Regions from separate parts of the Homo sapiens genome. Here all the other regions are linked to region 4. The links are chromatin loops, found by intact Hi-C in ENCODE. Cell type or tissue: heart right ventricle. All regions are shown on one strand.

Region 1 (5,000 bases), 290 kb after region 4:
CTTGGGGTTCTTGCTCTATTCACTATAATTTCCAGTTGCTAGTTTCAAATATACGGTCATAGCAGAGAACCAGCTTGGGTAAATTCAGGGGCCTTCTTCTCTAACACAGTGATGTGTGAGAAAAATGAGATTATCTGGATAAAGTTCTCCAAGCCCACTGGAGAAAAAAAATACAAAAGAGATGCAATGTATTGGTATTATTATTTCTACTGAGCCACTTCTGAAGCACAGCCATGAATGCCTGCCTGGCTTTTAAAGAGAGAAATGCTTGTCCCCCAACAAAAGCCCATCGTCTATTCCTTCCAGAGCTAAGAAAATGTGAACAGCCTAGTCTAGCTTCCCCAAAACATCTCCTCCATCACATTGGCTTCCCATCTCTTGAGGCTTCCTTCAAGAGAAATATTATTTCCTTTCACTGATATTCTAGCTTTCCTGTTCACGATGCTGCGGGTCCATTCTCAAATGCCACCACCTCTGACTCTACCATGCCAAAGTGAGCTCACCAAAACAGGAGGCACCTCTTGCTGGATTGAACATGCATAGGCTTCAGGTGACACAATGATTAGGCCAAGCAATTGCCGGCCACACATCGGTACCAACACACTCAAAAATCAATAGAGCATTTATAATAATGGAAGTTCAATGGCTTCCATTTTGTGAAGTGTTAAAGTGCCAAGGGACTGAGTTAAAGCTTTGGCTATGAAAGGGGACTGTAACTTATGCTTCCTTTAAAAAAAAATTTGCAAATGGTTCATTTTTCCTTAAGGAAAAAAGGGGGCATTTTCAATTAGGTGAGTGGAAGGACAAATGCTCCAAGTACATTTTGCTGAAGTTCTAAGTGCTTCTGAAACCCCTCCTGTCAAGGCATTAGTAATACAAGATTTAAGATGCCCAATTAATTTTTTCCAGCCACCAGCCAAAAGGAGATGCAGGAGGAGGTTAAAAGCTAAGTGTTTAATTAATATTAAATTTATAAGATTCTCTATCACTGAAAGCATTGTAAAATTGAAAAAGCAGTTAATTTTATGGTTGCTGTGTATTCCTCTGCTTTGATCTTTGATCTATGATATAAAATCACCAACTGTAAAGATTCCCCACCTTTATTATACCTGTTAAATGGTGAGAAGAAAGAGAGGGGGAACCTGCAGGCATGATGGGGAGCAGGGAGTGAGGCCCTGAAAGTGGTCATTAACGTTGATGAGAAAATCTAAACACGAGAGATTCAGGAAATAGCTTTTGACTAAGCCACATACATAGACGAGGCATTCTCATCTTGCCCATTCTCTACACTCCAGTTTTCTAGAGTTTTAAGACGGGAAAACAGCAGTTGCCTATCTCTGGCTTAAGACAAAATAGTAAAGCAGAAAAGATTTAGGTTGGATTATGGAAGAATTTTCTGAAACTGAGTTTCCAAAGTGTAAACTCTTCATTGGAATAGATCACATCATTGCCTTTCCTACAGCTAGAAATGCCTAAATTAGATAAGTATGTGTCTGTCTTGAACAGTCCATACACCGATTCCTTCTTCCAAAGGCTCCACTTACCCACCCACTAGCAGAGACCAGGCCGGGCAAAGAAATGCTCAGCCCTGGGCAGTGGGACCTCTTTAATCCATGGCATTTTCAAAAGCCTGTACTGATAAAGGGCAATGGAATAGGAACCAGAGGTAACAGGGAGGAAAACCTACTACTGAAAATGTTATCCTGAGAGAGGTTTTCCCAGGATTTCCAAATACCGTATTTCTGCCATCAAGATAGATGTGTGGTTCCCTCAACAGCAGCCCATGTCATGAATCCTTAAAGATAAAAGGGGGAAGGCATGGTATATGCATCTCAAGTCAACTGGCCATTCAGCCTGCAAAGATATCGAACACTCACCTTTGCCTTCTCCCCACCCAAAACTGGGGTGGTGGTGTGTGGGCTGGGGGGTAACGGGGTTCCCGGAGGTAGAAGCAGAGGAGAGTACTCTGTGCCGAACAGAACTTTGTATCCTAGTCACCAAAAAGAACAATGAGGGGCAGTTCCGACTCCTGGCCTCCTTCAATTCTGTCACAAATCCAGAAACAAAGACCTATTATGCAGAATAGATTTTACAGAAAGGCAGAAGGAGGGTGGGGGAATGGGATAATTCATGTAAGGTGTTTTTTTTCTTTTTTTTTTTTTTTAAATCCCATCAGGGATCTCATTATAATTTCATTATTAGCAGAAAAACCAAATAAGTGGCAAGAGAAAGAATCTCCACTTAGTATTAACACACACACACTCACATACACAAAGATGAAAGATCTTATGAGCTTCAAAGAAGCTGCTAATTTTCCAATTTCAAACGACTCAGTGAGAAAGACACTGATAATGAATGTGCTTTTTCCACTGGCTCGCTTATAAACTTTTCCCATTTCTGTCTCCCTCCCAAAAATTACTTCTCATTTTTAACTAGAAACAAACATCAGACGTAATAACAGAATCCTGGGTTCATACACAATCTTCCTTCAGGGCTTCCTTCTTCTGTCTTTCTGCGTACAATAAAAATGTACGGGGAAAGAGAGAAGAAGAACTTCCTCAATGGTAACATGGTGTATTTCCTCAGGAAGAACAGCCGAGAAAAAAATACAAATGTACCTCATTGCCGATAAGCTATACTACTTCAAGAGTAGAGGACTAATTCATAAAACACTAACTTTCTTTGTCTCTGTAACTGTCTTTATCCGTCAAGAAGCTGCAAACTTGGGGCATTTTCACACTGAATATATGTTTCTAAAAGCTTTACCTGGTGGTGAAGTGTGATACTGCAAGCCTCCCTCTTTTTGGCATTTTAATCCTAAACAAAAAGTAAAATCAAGTTTCTGGAATTCAGGCTCCCATAAGCTAGTGCCACCTATGCCCTGCAGTACCCATGTTTCTACATGGTGTAACATGTTCTTCATGAAAACTGTTCAATTCTGACTAAAGGAGATTTTTCCACCCTATAGAAATACATTCTAAAATTTATAATAAGTCATTGGAAGGATAGATAACACTTTAAGAAAATCTTTATAAACCTATTTTCTAGAATTAAAATAGTTGTCAAAAGTGAAAATTAGTTGCTAAATTTTATAAGCAGTTTTGGACAACAGGCTAGACAGAAGCTCCCAACCTCTGTGAATGTATAGTCTCTCTCTTAATGTCAAAACATTGCAAGTACCACTATAAGAGAGTTATTGTATTTTTAGCTTCTACAGATGGAGGAATGATACACATGAATAAAAAAAACCTATAGGAACTGAAAAAATGCTTGTTTAAGTGAATGTGCATTTCATTAACCACAATAGCATTTCATACATTCAAAGAATTTTAGTAGGTATATTTATCTGCATGTGTGTCCATGACATTATTCTGTTTACAGACAATGCTTGGTATGTGCATGAATTTACTAAACCTTTTTAACAACTTCAAGGCTCCCTCAGGGTCCGTGGCCCACAAATTGAGAATCACCATGTTAGAGGAAGAAAGATACCAGCTGAAGGAATGCATGCCTCTAACCAATTCTTTCATTGAGAGAAAATGACATTCAAACAGCTGAATGATTTTACACATACCACTCCTTGTTTTACTCCTACCAATACTATCAAAATGTTGATAGACACAATACAGATTATTTCTGAGCTTACATGGTCTTGATTGTTGGTTTATAACACAATAAAACTTCTTTTTGGCACAAGAACCTATCTTCTATGTGTACCTCTCCCATTACAAATTGCAAGTAAGGATGTTGTGAAGAATAACATAATCAAAATAACATTTCTAACAAAGATATACCAGTATGATCAATGGCAACAGTAGCAATTGCTTAAAAAACATCAGTAAATAATTCTTCAGATACAGTTAGCCCTGTGGTTTTAGGACAGTGGAATGATGACAAGACAGCAATGCTACCTATAAGAAAGATTGACCCTCACGTTAAGTGTACACACAGGCATTCACACCCCCAATACACACTTCCTCCTTCTATCTCCCTGTCTGATTTCCACTCATCCATTCTCAGCTCCTGTTTGTCTGAGGCCACATGCAACTGGATTTGTCAAGCCCCCTTTTCACAACTTGTTGTCACAGTCCATTACCAAATTGCATATAGTTATATATTCCACTAATTAGGCTTCTAAAATATCATTAACATGTCTCTTGATCATTAGCATAACGTATGAGGCGACGTCGTTAGGCACGACTCGAGTTTGTTAACGTGGTAATGAAAGGCACAAGGCAGGCTCTGCAGGAACCAAGAAGCACAGAGAAGTGGGGAATATCCAAGCACCAAGATGCTAGCCACAAAGGCATAGACAGAGACACAGAGAGACAAAGGCAAGCACAGAGAGGAGATGCAAGGCACGAGGAAAAGGCAGAGAAACACAGTCAAAGGAGTGCATCAGTAAGCACGACTTTGGCAGTGAGATGGCTGCTTGGGCGTAAAAAGGTGAAACCTAATGCACCCACTCCCACCTGTGTGGGAATTAGACCCTGGCAAGGCTCTAAGCAGAAGAAGCTTTAAAAATTTCCTAGACAAGAAAAAAATAAAATTCAGAAATCTCCTTCTTTCCTGCCACCTAACACATGGTGCACACGGGTGTGCCCATCTCCCCCATTCCCACACCACGCCCTCTCCAGCAGTGGCTACAGAAGACTGTGGGCAATTACCTGGGGGTGACGTTCTTCGATTCCCTATCAGGCCCTTTATTAACATGCTGGTAGATATCTCTATCTATCTATATACACCGCATTAGTCATGATCCTCTTGTGTGTAACGAGGCGGGGCTTACCTCCAGAGATTATAGACATGCTACATCTAGAGAAGAGAGAAGGAAGGAAAGCACATAAAAAAGATGGCAACTGGCCAGGCGTGTTGGCTCATGCCTGTAATCCTAGCACTTTGGGAGGCCGAGGCAGGTGGATCACGAGGTCAGGAGTTCAAGATCAGCCTGGCCAACACGGCAAAACTCAGTCTCTACTAAAAATACAAAAATTAGCCGG
Region 2 (5,000 bases), 76 kb after region 4:
CTTAGCACACCATCTTAACAAGGAGTGTTCTCCAGAAAGGCACAAGGAGAAGACAACCCATCCTGCATCTGTATCCCAGTTACCACCCTGAGCACAGTGGGAATTGCAAAAATGCAAAACAGACATAGTCTCCTAATGGCCTGTTGTGTCCTTGAGCCCCTATCTTTTCTCTCTCTGGTGTGAGACCCATATACAGATTCAGCTTCCCTCTTAGGATCTAGGAATGACATTGCCAGATAAAATATGGGATGCCCTGTTACACTGTAATTTTATAAGTATATCCCATGTAGTATTTCCATTTGCTAAATCTGGCAACCCTATATGGGAATAACATGTGCTCTCAGACAGAAGAAATTTTCTTCTGGCCTAGTTTGGTACCATAGGTAACTCAGAATCAATTTTGCCACTTGTCTTACTTGGACATTTTGCATCAGTGTCTTCATATAGGAACTTCTTTCTTGTGGTTGAGACCATCTCTACCAAGCTTATGCCTAGCTTTGCTTAATTTTCTGCTATTTATTACAGTTCCTTAAAGACCGAGAAAGTGACTTGCTCTTGTTATTGGAATACTGCTCTGGAACCTCAGCTCACCAACTACTACCTGCCATCGTACTTCCCAGAAGCCAATCCTCTGCTTGGATTAACTCATGCTGCTGGCTCTAGGATTCCTGTTTCCATAGTCCTTTGACTGCCAGGGTATCCTCTCTAATTGCCACCTACCACTAGGTCAGCCCCTGGTGGCTTCATATCAATGCCACACCACCACACTCCTCTCTAGTCTGGCTCCCATCAAGCCTCTTGAATCCTGAGATCTTGTTTATAGGTCTCTATGTTCAGAAAGATTAGCAGTGCAATGCAGTCAGCCATTCCTGGTGGAGAATAGAAATCCTTGCTGCAAAGACTTTTGTAGTTTACGCTGCTGCAAAGAAATAATAATTTTTCATTGTCAAAGTGAGAATCCTTCCTTTACTGTACTGAGAAGTCAAGTGAGAGGATTTTTTTGCCTTTGCCTGTCTATCTCCTCTGGTCTCTACAAATCCGTGTCATCTTTCAAGGCCCAGCTTGAGAGTCACTTTCTTATTGTAGGTTTCTTCAAGGCACACATCACCCATGTCTCTAGCCTCTAATACCACTGACTTACTGATCCTTCATTTTGACATTTAAAACTACGTGCAACTTTTATTTATCATTTAAAATCTCCAAGTGAGCACCATATGTTTTTGGCTGTAATCACTTAGTTTTTAATTACGTAAATACGTATTCAGTGCCCACTTGTGCTACATACTGGGCATACAGTGGTTGATAAAATAAGTTAAAAAAATCTTGTTTCTGCTCTCAAGGAGTTTACTGTTTTGCAGGAAATTGACATTTGCTATATTATCAAAATAATGTATACAGATTCTAGATGGCAATAAGTGCTAGGAGACAGTACAAAAGAGGGACCTCACTTGGGCTTACGGAAAATCAGCCTGAAGGTGAACAGAAAACAGACAAGCCAAGAGTGGGGCAAAGGGAAGCCTTTCCAGAGTCTCCAAGGGACTCAAAGAAGGCCAGAAAGAATGGAACAGGGGAGAACAGTGGTAAGTGAAGCAAGACAGGACCGGAGAGGAGAGGACTTAGCCATGCCCAGACTTGCAGGCTACATGAAGCACTTTGATATTTATCCTCAATGAGATGGTAAATCATTCAACAACAAGCCATTACAGGACTAGGCTCATGTTTGACACAGCAGCTGCTCAATTAAGCACTTGATTGAATGGAAGGAGAAATGATGGCTTTGAAGCCTTCCCTTGGTGTCTCGTTCCTGTGAATACTGGATGGCTTGGCTGCAGGTGCCCAGCATAACTGCACAGTTATAGGTCCATCTCTTGCTCTGGATCACAAATACACAGTGGTACACAAATCTAGTGTGAACTCTTACTCCTACTTCTCAGGAGAGAAAACTAGATCTCAGAACCCAGGATTTGCCAGACTTAGTACCCACTGCCTGCTACTGCTTTTTGGACATTTCAATTTTCAAAAGACGGGGCTGTGGGACAATGTGTGCGCTCCACATGCAGAGCACAGCTACTTTGGATGCTCACAGCTAAAGGCAGGTGACTTGTGCTCTTCAGTTCACCTTTGGGAATCCCTATGTTGTTTATTAAGATGCTAGAACATATGAATCACAAGACTGGCCTCAGAAAAGTCCGAGGATTCTAATATCTCCTGCTACTAAGCAACAATCCACCTCATCAAACTTGGTTTTGAACAAGACAAGCTCTGCTCCTGCAGGGCTATGCTTCTGAGGCTTGACCATGGGCGGCACCACCTTGCCAGTGAATATGGCTTAACTTACACTGGCAAGGCAGAGTTCTGGTCTAAGACCTAAGAGTAAGATGGTATATCTGATCCATGTTCACACGGTATGAAAACAAACTCTCTTGTTAGAAGTTACTACCTTGAATTTTATCTTGCATGCACCCTAACTGCTAAGGGGTGCTCAGTCACCAACTGGAAGATTCCATCAACTGTAGCACCATCATAGTGTGCCCTCCTGCCAACATCCTAATGCCACATTATTAAAGTGCGCTTGTATAATACATCAACTCTGAGATCAAGATCTACTCTGGCTCCTTCTTAGCTTTATTCTTTTCTAATGAATCTGTTGCGAAGATCCAGGATTAATAATGCCATATAAGGGATCTGAGACACGGGGTGGTTTTAGCTGAGCCTCTCCATAACTCACATAGTATAGGAGATGGTGTGCATTTCCAGGTTTTGGGTTGAGTTGCTTTTCCATTTCTGTTAAAAGTACAAATAGGACAGTTACACATAACGTGTTCATGTCTTACAGACTTAAGGTCCTTAGGCTAAATGGACATACAAGAGGCTAAAGCTTCAAGTTTGATTTTCTTACTTTTTCCAAAGGCTATCCTGATCTCCTGGCAAAGAAAAATAAGCTCAGCTTGATTTTAGCTAAACAAAGGTGCCTTAGTGCAGAGAATTCTACTTATATCTGAATAAATAACCTCTGCCTGCACAGCTGCACAAACCAAAATAAAAACACACTTCTAAACATCAACAAACAGCATTCGACAACATGCATAATTTCCACATTTATTATATTCACGTAGAGCTGATATACATTTCGAATGTACTCATACTACCTAAAGAATATAGACAGACACACAGATGCTACTTACACTAGAAAAGAGTAGCTACACTAGAAAAGAGGAAGCATAAAGCTTCCTCATAAAGCTAAACCTAGATAATTCAAGTAAGGGTATTCTTTTTCTTTTTTAAACTCTCAATATAAATTATCTGATTGGCTGAACCTATACAGCCCTGAATTCGTCATTTCATTTTTATAACCTTTGATTTTGCTTTGGCTTTGTTGACAAGGCTATTATTTACTAAGGGTACACACAGAGATTGTATACACATCTTAACGGTGAACGGTGGCTACACATGAAATACACACACAGCCAGTATGTGTGAACCTGCCCTCGTGGGGTAAATTTTGAGGCTATTTACCATCACACAGGAAGCTAAACCCCTTACACTTTTCTGACCATCCAAGAGACAGCAATTACCCCAGATTATCAGACCAACAATGACATGCCGTGTAAAGAGAGACACTGAGCCAACTCCACATCCCAAAGACTGGCATATTCAAGTACACTTAGGACATTAATAGCAATTTACGTGCCATCACTGAGACAAAGCCACAAAGGCTCCGTTGGCAGCCTCTTATTTTGAAGCCTATTATTTGTGGGAGTTACAGGCTATAATCACAATAGAAACTTTCAAAACCCTTATCTTCCGTGACGCACCAAATCTATTTCAGAGCCATAATTGCTATGTCACCAGAGAGTTTGCTGCTTAATGCACTCAAATGCCATTTAGTGTTTGCAGGGTCATTACAGCTAACAGAAGGGTTGTGGGAGATATAGTGGGAAGCAGGCCCAGGCTTGGGGGTGGGGGATGCAGAAAGAAAATGTTGACAAGAATGTACGAGAACGGAGTGCTAGTATCCATTGTGCCAAATTTACTGATGGGAGGATATTGTTGTTTTTAAAATTCTATTTACTGATGAAATGAAAACAAGAGCTTGAAAACAATCTATGTGCTCAAGAATTTTGAATTCACTTGACACCACCCTAGAAATATTCAGGGGATGCTGGGGGACACCCTCTTTTATTCTGGAATTCTCATCCAAGTGTAAGGGGGTTTGATTTTTTGAAATTTTAATTTTTTTCTTTTTAAAGAGTCCCAGAATCTCTGCAGTAGAAACCTTCCAGCTGTACTGTGGGTTCAGGAGTCTGCTTTGGCCTTTCTTTATGTGTGCTGCTACGGAATAAGATGGGCAGAGCATATGATGGTGAGATGTCAAAGTTCAACAACTGAGAAGAATGTGTTATCTTACAGATAGTAAAAGAAACAAGGAGACTGATCGAGCATCCAAAATAAAACATCTAGTCACTCAAAATACCATTTTCTTGACCTAAGTGTAGCAAAGGTCATAAGAAAGCTTTTTTAATAGATGTAACTATTATCTCTTCAACCTGGCTATATAAACAAGCCAAGGATTTATTTATTTGGCTTAGGGTCATACTAGGCCTAGGGCAGATCTCCCCCTAAACTTTCCACTAACATATCTCTAGGTTCTTTTAGAAAATTCTTGGGCACTATTTTACAACCTGAGATTTTTCATAGATCAGAAAAATAGAAAATGTCAAGCTAGTTCAGATTGTAGGGTTAATTAATTTATTTATTTTAAGATCAATACTGGTATCACTTACAGATCTGCCTTTAGTTTTCCTAGGGCAACAATCCAGCTTTCACTCTGAAGAACTTTACACAGAAATAGGATGAGACTTGGGGCCTTATTCCACAGGAGTCCTCCTCCACTCAGAAATAGAATTTCCTCTATTTACTAAATGCTGGCCAAGTGCAGGAGGATTAATATCCTTATTGTATTATAAGAGTTCTTAGAAATCAATAAGAAAAGAGATGAA
Region 3 (5,000 bases), 470 kb after region 4:
CCAGAAAGTGTCCTGTAACCTAATTTTTTGCTTCTCAACATGCTGCCTTCATTCCCCAGTGTACATCATTTCTCAAGGAGAGTTTAAAATGTTACTCCTTAGCAGAAATTACACTAATAGGACTTTCTTAATCCAAAGTTGGGCCCCTTAAGGCATTTCAGACCAGCAAGGGACAGTGAACCTCTCTACAACTCTAAAATTAGACTACTGAGGCACAAGCTTAACTTTGCTAACATGCAAGGCTGTTTTCAAGAACCCAAAGCATATGTACATTCTGAATTAATAGGTAGTAAGAAGTGAACAGAAAATAGCAGATCATTTGTGCCCTTTAATGTTCCCTGTCTTACAAGGGCCCCTAATATCTATCAGTCTGTACTGAATATTTTTTTTGTGTGTGTGTTCCTTCAAGTATTTTAGTATAATTTGTACTACATTACAGCACTTTGCATTTTCTAGTCCTATCATGTGTTTAAATCTTGCCTGCTTTTGCCTGGCTTAGTTCCCATTTGTCAGTAAAGAGACAAATTATTACTCCTTCACCTTCATGTAAAAGCTTCTCATTGCTCAAGGTATGTGCCACCTGGCAATAGTACCAGCTGTGTCACCAAAGGCATGTGACTTCTAGCATGGATGTTTTGCTAAACTCTGGCAGTATTACCTTGTGATTCTGATGCCTCACAATTGTTTGCCCTTTCATATAATCCTCAGTCCTCATCTGTGGCCATTCCTTACTTCTTGCATTAGTCTGTTACTTCTCTACCTCTTACTCCAACATCATATTTCTGATTACAGCCTCTTTTCTCTCCAAGTTTCTCTCACTCCCACCATATTTACTCTGTCTCCTGGTCCATCCTCAAATCTATGAGTCATGTCAAGTCTTCGCTTTCTTTCAGATCTGCGCTAGATCACACAATCCATCATTTCACCTACCCATCTTTTGCCAATACTGTTAGCTCTCTTCCTCTTCATCTTTTCAACACATCCTCCTAGCACAAAAAGATGCTGGCTCAATCCCGTCAACCCAGTTATTATTATTACTTTTTCTCTTAAACTTTGGGCACTACAGCTATTCAAGAAAACCGCACACTTTATATAAATTATGGCTTCTATGAATTAATAGTTCATGGCTTTAACACATTTTAATGGAACATTTACTATGTGCCAGACACTGTACTAGGTTCTAAGCATGGAAACATAAAGAATGTTGACTTTTAGGGTCTGTGATCAGCATGAATATCACAGGGGAGGAAAGAAGAATTCTGGGAGAGAGGGACAGAGAGCGAGAGAGAGAGAGAAGGGAGAGAAGAGACAGCATGAACTGATGGCAAATCGTTTAATTCTGAGGTGCCGTCCTTCCCATATTACATCAGATGAGCAGGCTAGAAAAGTCAGTGGGAAGGTTGTGAAATGAAAGCAGCATAAGCTTGAAGTCAGATAGACCAAGATTTGAATCAGAAAGGTCAAAGTTGAGGGCAGAGAGAAGGCTGTTGCAGAAAACTGGCAGTGATGAGAACTTGAACTAGGACAGTGACAAGGACACTTGGGAAGAAAGAAGTTCTATCTGCTATCACCTGACACTTTAATTTAAAGGTAAATAGCACACCAAAGGTAAGAAACAGTTTTCAACTATTAGAAATGCTATGTTTACAAGATGGCAGATTTTCGGATGATAACAAAACATGCTCTTAAAAAATTTCTAGGACAACAACTCAGAAAATCAAAGGCAGCTGAGAAAGGACAGAGTCTTTGTTTCTTCAGAGAGTGAAATAATCTGCCATTATATGGTAGATAACTAGTCCAGCGCTATAATTTAATTTATTACCATCTCAGCACACACCACACATAACCTTCTTTAAGTGTGTCTGGGAGAAACCTAGGAAATCAGTAAAGGCTCCTTGCAGCCAGCCTGGTATTGCCTGCCAGCAGTTTGGGAGCACATCTCTTTCAAAAGGTCACCAAGTTAGGGACTGTGTCCAACTCTCTGTTCAGTGCAGCACTGTTGGGGGCTCTCTATGGGTGCTAGTTTCCCTCTGCTGGCCAGAGAGCTTAGTTACTGCCCTGCTGGGCACAGAGGGTAGTTGGATACTTTCACACTCTCCCTTCTCTTTCTCACTCCCCTCTCAAAATTCTTTTCATACCAAAAAATGCCTGGTAGAAGAAAGAATATATGACAGTTGGAGGAAGCCAGTGCTCCCACACTGTCTGCCAGGAGGTATATTTCTGGGGCAAAGCATAGTGATTTTTTTTTTTTTTGGTGGAAATGTCAGAGTTTATAACAACTTAGAGTTGTTTTTACGTTAAATGTCTGCATCATAATATTCTTGAACCATCTTCTTTCTTAAGTCTAAACTACCCCTTCCTTCCTTCCTTCCTTCCTCCCTCCCTCCCTCCTCTCCTCTCCTCTCTTCTCTCCTCCCCTTCCCTCCCCTCCTCCCTCCTCTCCTCTCCTCTCCTTCCTTTCCTTCCATTTTCCCTCTTTCCTTCCTCCTATTTTCTTTCTTTATATATGTATGCAACTAACTGATAAAACAATATTATTACAGCATTTGAACATTTTCTTTGGACCAGAATTTTCTGGCATTAAAATTCTGACATAGGCTAAAATCAATAAACAAACCAAAAAATTGAGCAAACACACACACACACACACACACACACACAAAAACAGACACACAACTCTACTAAAAAAAAAAAAAAGTAAAGGAGTAAAAAAAGTTAATCTACCAGGACAGAAAACAGAAAAGGAGATGACAGTAGATGGGAGAATTCAACACATTTTTAAAAGAAGGAAGTAGAGAGACAAGTGTTAATTATCTTCGCAGACTAGAAGAAGTTGTAACTAAGTGCCTGTAGCTGTAGACACTGATGTGAAATGAATCAATCCCCTCTGCAAAGCCCTGAGAGGTTCAGCATTTGGAGGCATATGTGGAAGACAAGGATGAGGCACTGGAGTGAAAGTGGGGTTAAGTGAAAGTCTGCTTACAGAGTCACTGAGTCCACAGGTACCCTTCCCTGTCCACAAAGTGGTATCCTCCTTTCTCTCCTGTTAGAACAGAGGTTTATACTGTGGAAAAATTATGTAACAAATATATATCAGTCTCTGGGACAACAGTGGATATATTGATGTGCAAGGCTGAGAGATGGGACTGAAAACAAAGGGATTAAATGAATATCTGCATAGCAAATTATAAAACATCTTCACCCTTTTCCCATGATCAGCTTCTAGAATGCTGAGAGCCAGAAACATTCATCCTGTTGCTTTCTCATATCTACCACATCTTCACAGTAGGACAGAAGATTGGTTTCTGGAGAAAGGACATTCAGACTTTGAAATTTCTGGCTCCCTTGAATGACAACCTTACTTTTTAAAATTATCTTGCAAAGAAACTTTTGAGGGAAAGTTCTACCTTTGCACGTAAGAACCATGCTCATTTTTAAAAAATAGATTCTTCCTTTTTATTACTGAGTAGTATTTCACAGGATGAATGTAACACAGTTTTGTTTTTTATTTATTTATTTTTATTTTTTTTTGTTTTGAGACAGAGTTTTGCTTTTGTTGCCCAGGCTGGAGTGCAATGGCATGATCTTGGCTTACCGCAACCTCCGCCTCCTGGGTTCAAGAATTTCTCCTGCCTCAGCCTCCTGAGTAGCTGGGACTACAGGCATGTACCACCATGCATGGCTAATTTTGTATTTTTAGGAGAGACAGGGTTTCTCCATGTTGGTTAGGCTGGTCTTGAACTCCCAACCTCAGGTGATCTGACCTCCTCAGCCTCCCAAAGTGCTAGGATTACAGGCATGAGCCACCGCGCCCAGCTCAAGGGCAAAGCCAAGGATTGTCAAGATGGGAAAGCCTCAAATATGAAAGAGAATAACTAAAACAAAGGGAAAAAAGAAAACTCAGAACAGAAACATTGCAGGTAGGGAAAAATACATCTTCAAAAATTATAATTAATATCCTTACAGAAATAAGAGAAACAAAGGAATGTTACTGTAGTTGAATACTCAAGAAAACATTTAGAAAAAATAGTAGAAATAAAACATTTAATATTATGGTTGGAGAAAATATTTTAGGAGGTCCACTAGAAAGTAGAATGAGTCAAAGTAATGAAAAACTAGAGAGAAAAAGGTAAGAAAATTAGAGGATTGTTTCAATAGTGTAATAGTATTTCTAGAAACAAATAGTATTTCTAGAAACAAATAGAGACAATGGAAGTATGTATTATCAAATAAATAATATAAAAACATGTCTAAAAGCAGGATATGTACTTCTAAATTGAACAGGCTTACAAAATGTTTAGTACAATGTGAAAATACACCCAGAAACATAAAATTTCACAACAGGAAATCTCAGCACAAAATTTCAAAACAGAAGGAAAGATTCTAAAAGTCGAGAGAGACTCTGAGAGCAAACATGAAGAGAGAGAAACCAGTTTACATATCAAAAAGCAGAAATGTGAATGATGTGTAATATCTCTAGAGAAACGTTGGGTGCTAGAAGACACTGTGCTAAAAACTCTGAGGCGCTAATTTCCAAATTAGAATTACATACTCAATATATTAGTCAGGAATCTCCAGAGAGACAGAATCAATAGGAGGGAGATAGAGAGATAGATAGATAGATAGATAGACATAATTTATTAGGGAAATTGGCTTGTGTGATTATGGAGGCTGAGAAGTCCCATGACAGGATATCAGCAAGCTGGAGACCCTGGGATGCTGGTAGTGTGGCTCAGCCCAAGTTTCAAAGTCTCAGAGCCAGGGAAGCCAATGGTATAATTATCCATTCAAGGCTGAATGCTTGAGAACCCACATGTTTGCTGGTGCAAGTCCCACAGTCCAAATGCCAGAGAAACTGGAGTTCCGATGTCCAACTTTAGAAGATGGTTGTCCTAGCTTCAGCAGATGGAATGAATTTGCCTTTCCCCTGCTTTTTTGTTCTATCCAGGACCTCAGCTGATTAGATGGTGCCTACACACATTGAGGGTGGGTCTTCCCAC
Region 4 (5,000 bases):
TCAACCCAGTGTAAGAACGACTCTTAAAATGAGGAGTCGGAAAATGGGATTTCTCTGTCCAAAACACTTTCAGGGTCATGCTTTCTTGTGCAAGGAATAAGCCACAGTACTTTGGTTACCTCCACAGTCCTCCATGGACTGCCCTTCCTACTACCTCTGATTTCATTCCCTACCACATTTCTTTTTCCTTCTGCTCCAGTCATATTATCCCAAAATCTCCAGCACAGTCTTTCTCAGTACCTTGTGCTTGTTGTCCCTTCTACCTGGAAGCCTATTTGCTCAAGATATCCACATGGCTCAACCCCTCACGTTTGTTAGGTCTTTGCTTAAGGCTCTCTCTCTCTCTACCTTATATAAAACCTTCACTATCTCCCTTTTGCTGCTTTATTTTTCTAGCATTTATCACCATCTGCCACAGTTTATAGTTTACATTTATGTCTCCCCCACTCCCCACTAGTATCTAAGCTCCTTGAGGGCATTTTTTTTTAATCTGTTTGATTCAGTTTCATGGAACAGGGCCCAGCATATATAAGGCACTCAACAAATATTCACTGAATAAAGGAACCAAAGAACAGTAACATTGTATATATCAATATGCCACATGAGGCAGGTGCTATATATATGATTTCATTTCATCTTCACAACCTCCCAAAAAGCTAGGTATTATAGTTACATGTCCCACCACAATTAACCACGAGAAAGTCCAGGCACAGAGAGGCTAAATGACTTGCATTCAATCAGCAATGATCACAATCACATTTCAGACTCACATCTGTCTACCTCCTAAATTCATGTTCCCAACCACTCTACTCAATTCCTTCCTCTTACAGTCCCCCAGACAACCAGAGCTACTGGGATCTCCAAGGAAAGAGAAATGGATTGTCACGGTGGGGGATCTGCAAAAGCTTCCCCCCGGAGATAGAATTTGATGTGGACCTTAGCAGATGAATAAATTCTAACAGGTAGAGAAAATACCAGGTGGCATTCTAAGCTGGGGAGAAGCATGAGAGGTATGGAAGCAGAGCAATTCAAATGTGTTCATCCAGGGGTGGCTTAGATAGGCAACCTCCTCATCCCAGTTTGCCTTGGACTTCCTGGTTCTAGCATCAACAATCCCGTGTTCTGGGAAAACTGGGACAGAGGGTCTCCTAAGTGACAAATGGATCAGGTTTAATAGGGTAAAGCATTCATTGTGCACATTGTTGAGGAAATATTGAAAGTAAAAGTGGCAAAGAGTTTTGAGGCTGAGGAAATGAGTTTGGAGCTCATTGTGCAGGTAAGGGGAAACCTTTGGAGGTTTCGAGAAGGGAATGATATGTGGAAACACAGGGTTACATGAAGCCGGAAAAGTCAATACTAACCTGATTGTGGTGAAGTACTGCCTTTTATGGGGTCGACCATGGTTGCCAGAGGAGCTGACAGTAGAGGGAGACCAATCAAGTCTGGACTCGGCTATCCCAGGTGTTTCAAGGAGCTGCTGCCTCTTGAAATTGGCATTTTCCCCTCTCCTTATAGTTCTCCAATCCTTTTTACATCTGTTACCAACATCATCTCCTGAGCGTGGATAGAGGTATGTCATCTTCCATGCCTTTGCATCCAGAAGTATTTATAAACCTTGGAGACCCAGGGAAAGCCCCTGTCTTGGGCTTCATTTCACATTTTCTCATCACCTCAAGCTTCTCTTTGCTCAGGCCTGGACCTATGAGCTACTTCCTTCTACAGTGGCAGGCCTTGTGGCCAAGGTCCTCTCATATCCTATTCAGTGGGTTGCTTTCATATGAGCGCTTTTCATCCTCTCTTTTGGGAGTTTTACACTTACTGATTCAATGGAAAGCCCTTAATTAAAGAAAAGGATGAGCACAGTGTCCATCCATATTTAAATAGATGAGAAATAAGCACTGGGCAGCCTGCAAGTGGCCTTCATGCTTGGAGAGATCTATGCTCATGTTTATAAACTGCACAGAAGGCAGTGGTGCCAGATAAAAAGACAATCAAAATAAATGCATCTGATAGTTTGTTTCTCCGTGTGGCATACATAATGTCAAATACAACAGTCCTACCATCAGAGGTCCTCAGCACTTCATGAACTACATAGCAAGGGAAGTAAGGCCTCAAATAAACTGTTGTGCAACTGTGATAAGCAAACTCAGGTCTTGGTAGAGCAGAAAACTGTCCTCTGTTCTCACAGATATCTTACACACACACACACAGACACACACACACACCCCTGTTTCTTTTTTAAATCTTCAGAACATACAAATAAATTTTGTCTTAAAAATTGGCTGGGCATGGTGGCTCATGCCTGTAATGCCAACATTTTGGGAGGCTGAGGTGGGCAGATCACTTGAGGTCAGGAGTTCGAGACCAGCCTGGCCAACATGGTGAAACCTCGTCTTTACTAAAAATATTTAAAAAAAAAAATTAGCTGGGCATGGTGGCTCACACTTCTAATCCCAGCTACTCCTCCAAAGGCTGAGGCAAGAGAATTGCTCGAACTCGGGAGGTGGAGGCTGCAGTGAGTGGAGATCACACCGCTGAACTCCAGCCTGGGTGACAGAGTGAGACTCTGTCTCAAAAAATAAATAAACAAAAAATAAATAAATATGAATAAATACAAGGTCCACAGAAATAACTGACCTCAGTGCCTAGGAAATCATTTGCCTCCAGTTTCCTTCAGAAGTAAAGTCAGGTTTCACTCAAAGGTCAAGAAGCCAGAGCTCAGTTCTTCCTAGCTGTACCTCAAGCTTAATTTGCTAGGTGAATAGGAGGTGATGTCCAGCAATTGCAATGAAAGCAAGCTCTTCAAATGGAGCAACTGTAGTCTGCACAATGAGATGTCTTGGAATCAGCCAGACTCGCCCTCCATCCCACCATGCTTTCTGAGGTGATGAGGATGGAAACAGAAAAAGAGGCTCTGGCATTATAGAACCCTGATGGGCGGTGGCAAAGGGTGGAACCCAGAACTGGCTGAGCTTCTTCTTCTTTCCTCCATTTTCCCCACTCATTTCAATGTTGCTGATTTGCATTCAGAAGGAGCTGAATTCAGTCTGGATACATCAGTTACTAGCTGCGTGAACTGAGTAACTTACTTAACTTCTAAACTTAAGTTTATTCATGTATAAAACAGGGAAAGTTTCTTGGTAATCTGAAAATTGCTACAGTGTTGTAAGAACTTAGCATAGTACCTAGTATATAGTAAGAGGTAGGAAGTAGTAACTGGAGTTACTATGCCTTCGGCTAGTCTATTTTCTTGCTTCCTCTATTCTTACTTCTCCTGCTCACCCATCTCACACCCTAACTTCAACTCCCAACCCAGGGACAGTAAACTGATACTTGCTTTCACCTGCCATTGATTGATTTGTGAGATGGGCTGCCTCACAAAACCACTCTTAGGAATTTAACGGGATTTGAAATTTAAAACCATCTCTTATTCATGTGTGGCTCAGACATTGCTTTGAACCTGGTTAGTTCAAGATTTTTTTTTTAAGATGGATATATGTTTAAAAAGCTCACAAGTCCTCTTGGGCACCAAATGGCTCTTTGGAAAGAATCCTGTGACAAGTTTATTGTAAATGAACCAGAAACATAGAGATTAAATTCCTCCTGAAATACTTCTGGGTGTGGAAATTAAGAAAAAAGCAATTGCAAGATGTCTCCAGTTTTGCAGACCTGCATGCAGCTGGCTTCCCTTAAGGCTGCCTGCTGAGCTGTGGGAAGAGCTCGGCTGGCTTGGCCAGGCCTCCGGGGTACCCCTGCAGCCGTGGGGTTACTTATTCCTGAGATGGGGCAGCGGAGGCAATTTGATGGAGGCAACTTTCATTCTAACTGCTCTTCCGGCAAAGCTCCTCTCTGGGGATCTCAGACTGGCACCTTTCACCATTGTTAAATTCACTTAAGATAAAAGCGACACCAGGCAAATGACAAGGGAAGAGCCATTAAGGGATGAGCGTAAGCAGTGACTGACAGGCAGGCTCTGCGAAGCGCTCAGCTGCCAGCCCCAGCCTTGGCAGGAATCATCACCCCGAGTGCCTCCCATAGCCAGCGCTTGACAAATGGGCAAGATTCAGTCCAAGCCTATGGGCTCAGCCCTTTGTTTCCCAGAGCCTCAGCCTCCATGCCTATTCACCCACACACTACCAGCCCCTCCACCCAGGAACAGCATCAGCAACCACGCAGAGAGGAGCCCATTGCTGCTGAAGGTGAGAGGCTGTCCTCTGCCTGCTTTCAGGTGAGTGCCTGCGGGTGGTGAGCCATGGAGCATGGACGACTACGAATTCATTCACTGCATAGTTAGGAGAGACGATATGAAGATTGAACTCAGCAAACCATAGAAAATACACACCCTGCCAAGTCTGTCTTTTATACTGTTGTTTTTCAGTCCAAGTGTAAAATTATGTTGGCCATCTTGGTCTTTTCTTGGGATTGTGCACAAGGACACCCAATGGGACTCCTTGCTGGGATATACTCACCATGCAAGCGGGCTCATACAGGTGTCCTGCAACACTGGCTCTTAGTAAATTACTTGCTAAATAATGTTTTTTTTATTATTAAGGTTACTTCTTTTATTGGAAAAAAATTAGAAAAATACAAAAATAAAAACCTACAAAGAACAATGGCAATCACATAGAAGGTCCATAATTGTTAATATATTATTGCATTTCTTAAGTGCAAAGTCTCCATAGCCAGATTGCATGGGGTCATATTCTTGCTCTGCCACCTATCAGCTGTGTAAGCTTGGGTGAGTTACTTAACTTCTCTGTGCTTTCATTTCCGCATCTTTAAAATGAAGATAAGTATAGAACCCACCTCATGAAGTTATTGTAAGCATTAAATGAGTTAAAACCATAAAGCTCAGAACACTACAAAGACTCATTAAATGTTAGCCGTTATCATGCACCAATTTTCACTAACCTGTCATTGTAGTTGTGATTCCATTATATCAGTGCTTCTCTGCCTAGGGAGATTTTGACCCCAGGGAACATTTGACAATATCTGGAGAC

What was found. Hi-C counts contacts between places; a loop is a spot of excess contacts. Peaks named below come from ENCODE experiments on the same cell type or tissue, not always from the same donor. Only the 100,000 strongest peaks of a DNase experiment are listed, where the experiment ranks them.
Region 1: it touches region 4 in a loop (3-fold over the local background); 6 of 110 quality-filtered maps call a loop at or near these places.
Region 2: it touches region 4 in a loop (4-fold over the local background); 6 of 110 quality-filtered maps call a loop at or near these places.
Region 3: a loop joins it to region 4, with 5 times the contacts of the local background. A loop is called at or near these places in 7 of 110 quality-filtered maps.

Annotation. Positions count from the first base shown.
Region 1 is chr1:164,622,974-164,627,973 of GRCh38, reverse strand. The region is part of intron 2 of PBX1 (PBX homeobox 1); the gene reads right to left. Among named protein-coding and RNA genes, the nearest start is that of PBX1, 66 kb to the right of the region's middle. In heart right ventricle, a CTCF peak has its summit at 2,778; no DNase peak of the experiment used is centred here; H3K27ac peaks cover 2,322 bases.
Region 2 is chr1:164,835,618-164,840,617 of GRCh38, reverse strand. The region is part of intron 8 of PBX1 (PBX homeobox 1); the gene reads right to left. Among named protein-coding and RNA genes, the nearest start is that of PBX1-AS1, 63 kb to the right of the region's middle. RefSeq lists enhancers at 1,469-1,970, 3,061-4,348. In heart right ventricle, no CTCF peak of the experiment used is centred here; no DNase peak of the experiment used is centred here; H3K27ac peaks cover 1,752 bases.
Region 3 is chr1:164,437,431-164,442,430 of GRCh38, reverse strand. No RefSeq gene overlaps it. Among named protein-coding and RNA genes, the nearest start is that of PBX1, 120 kb to the left of the region's middle. In heart right ventricle, a CTCF peak has its summit at 2,032 (motif pointing left); a DNase peak (open chromatin) is centred at 2,000.
Region 4 is chr1:164,911,504-164,916,503 of GRCh38, reverse strand. It overlaps LOC107985451 (a long non-coding RNA gene), which reads left to right and starts at 4,129. Exons shown (of 3, transcript XR_001737807.2): 1 at 4,129-4,228. RefSeq lists a silencer at 1,978-2,272. In heart right ventricle, a CTCF peak has its summit at 2,045; no DNase peak of the experiment used is centred here; H3K4me3 peaks cover 1,252 bases; H3K27ac peaks cover 991 bases.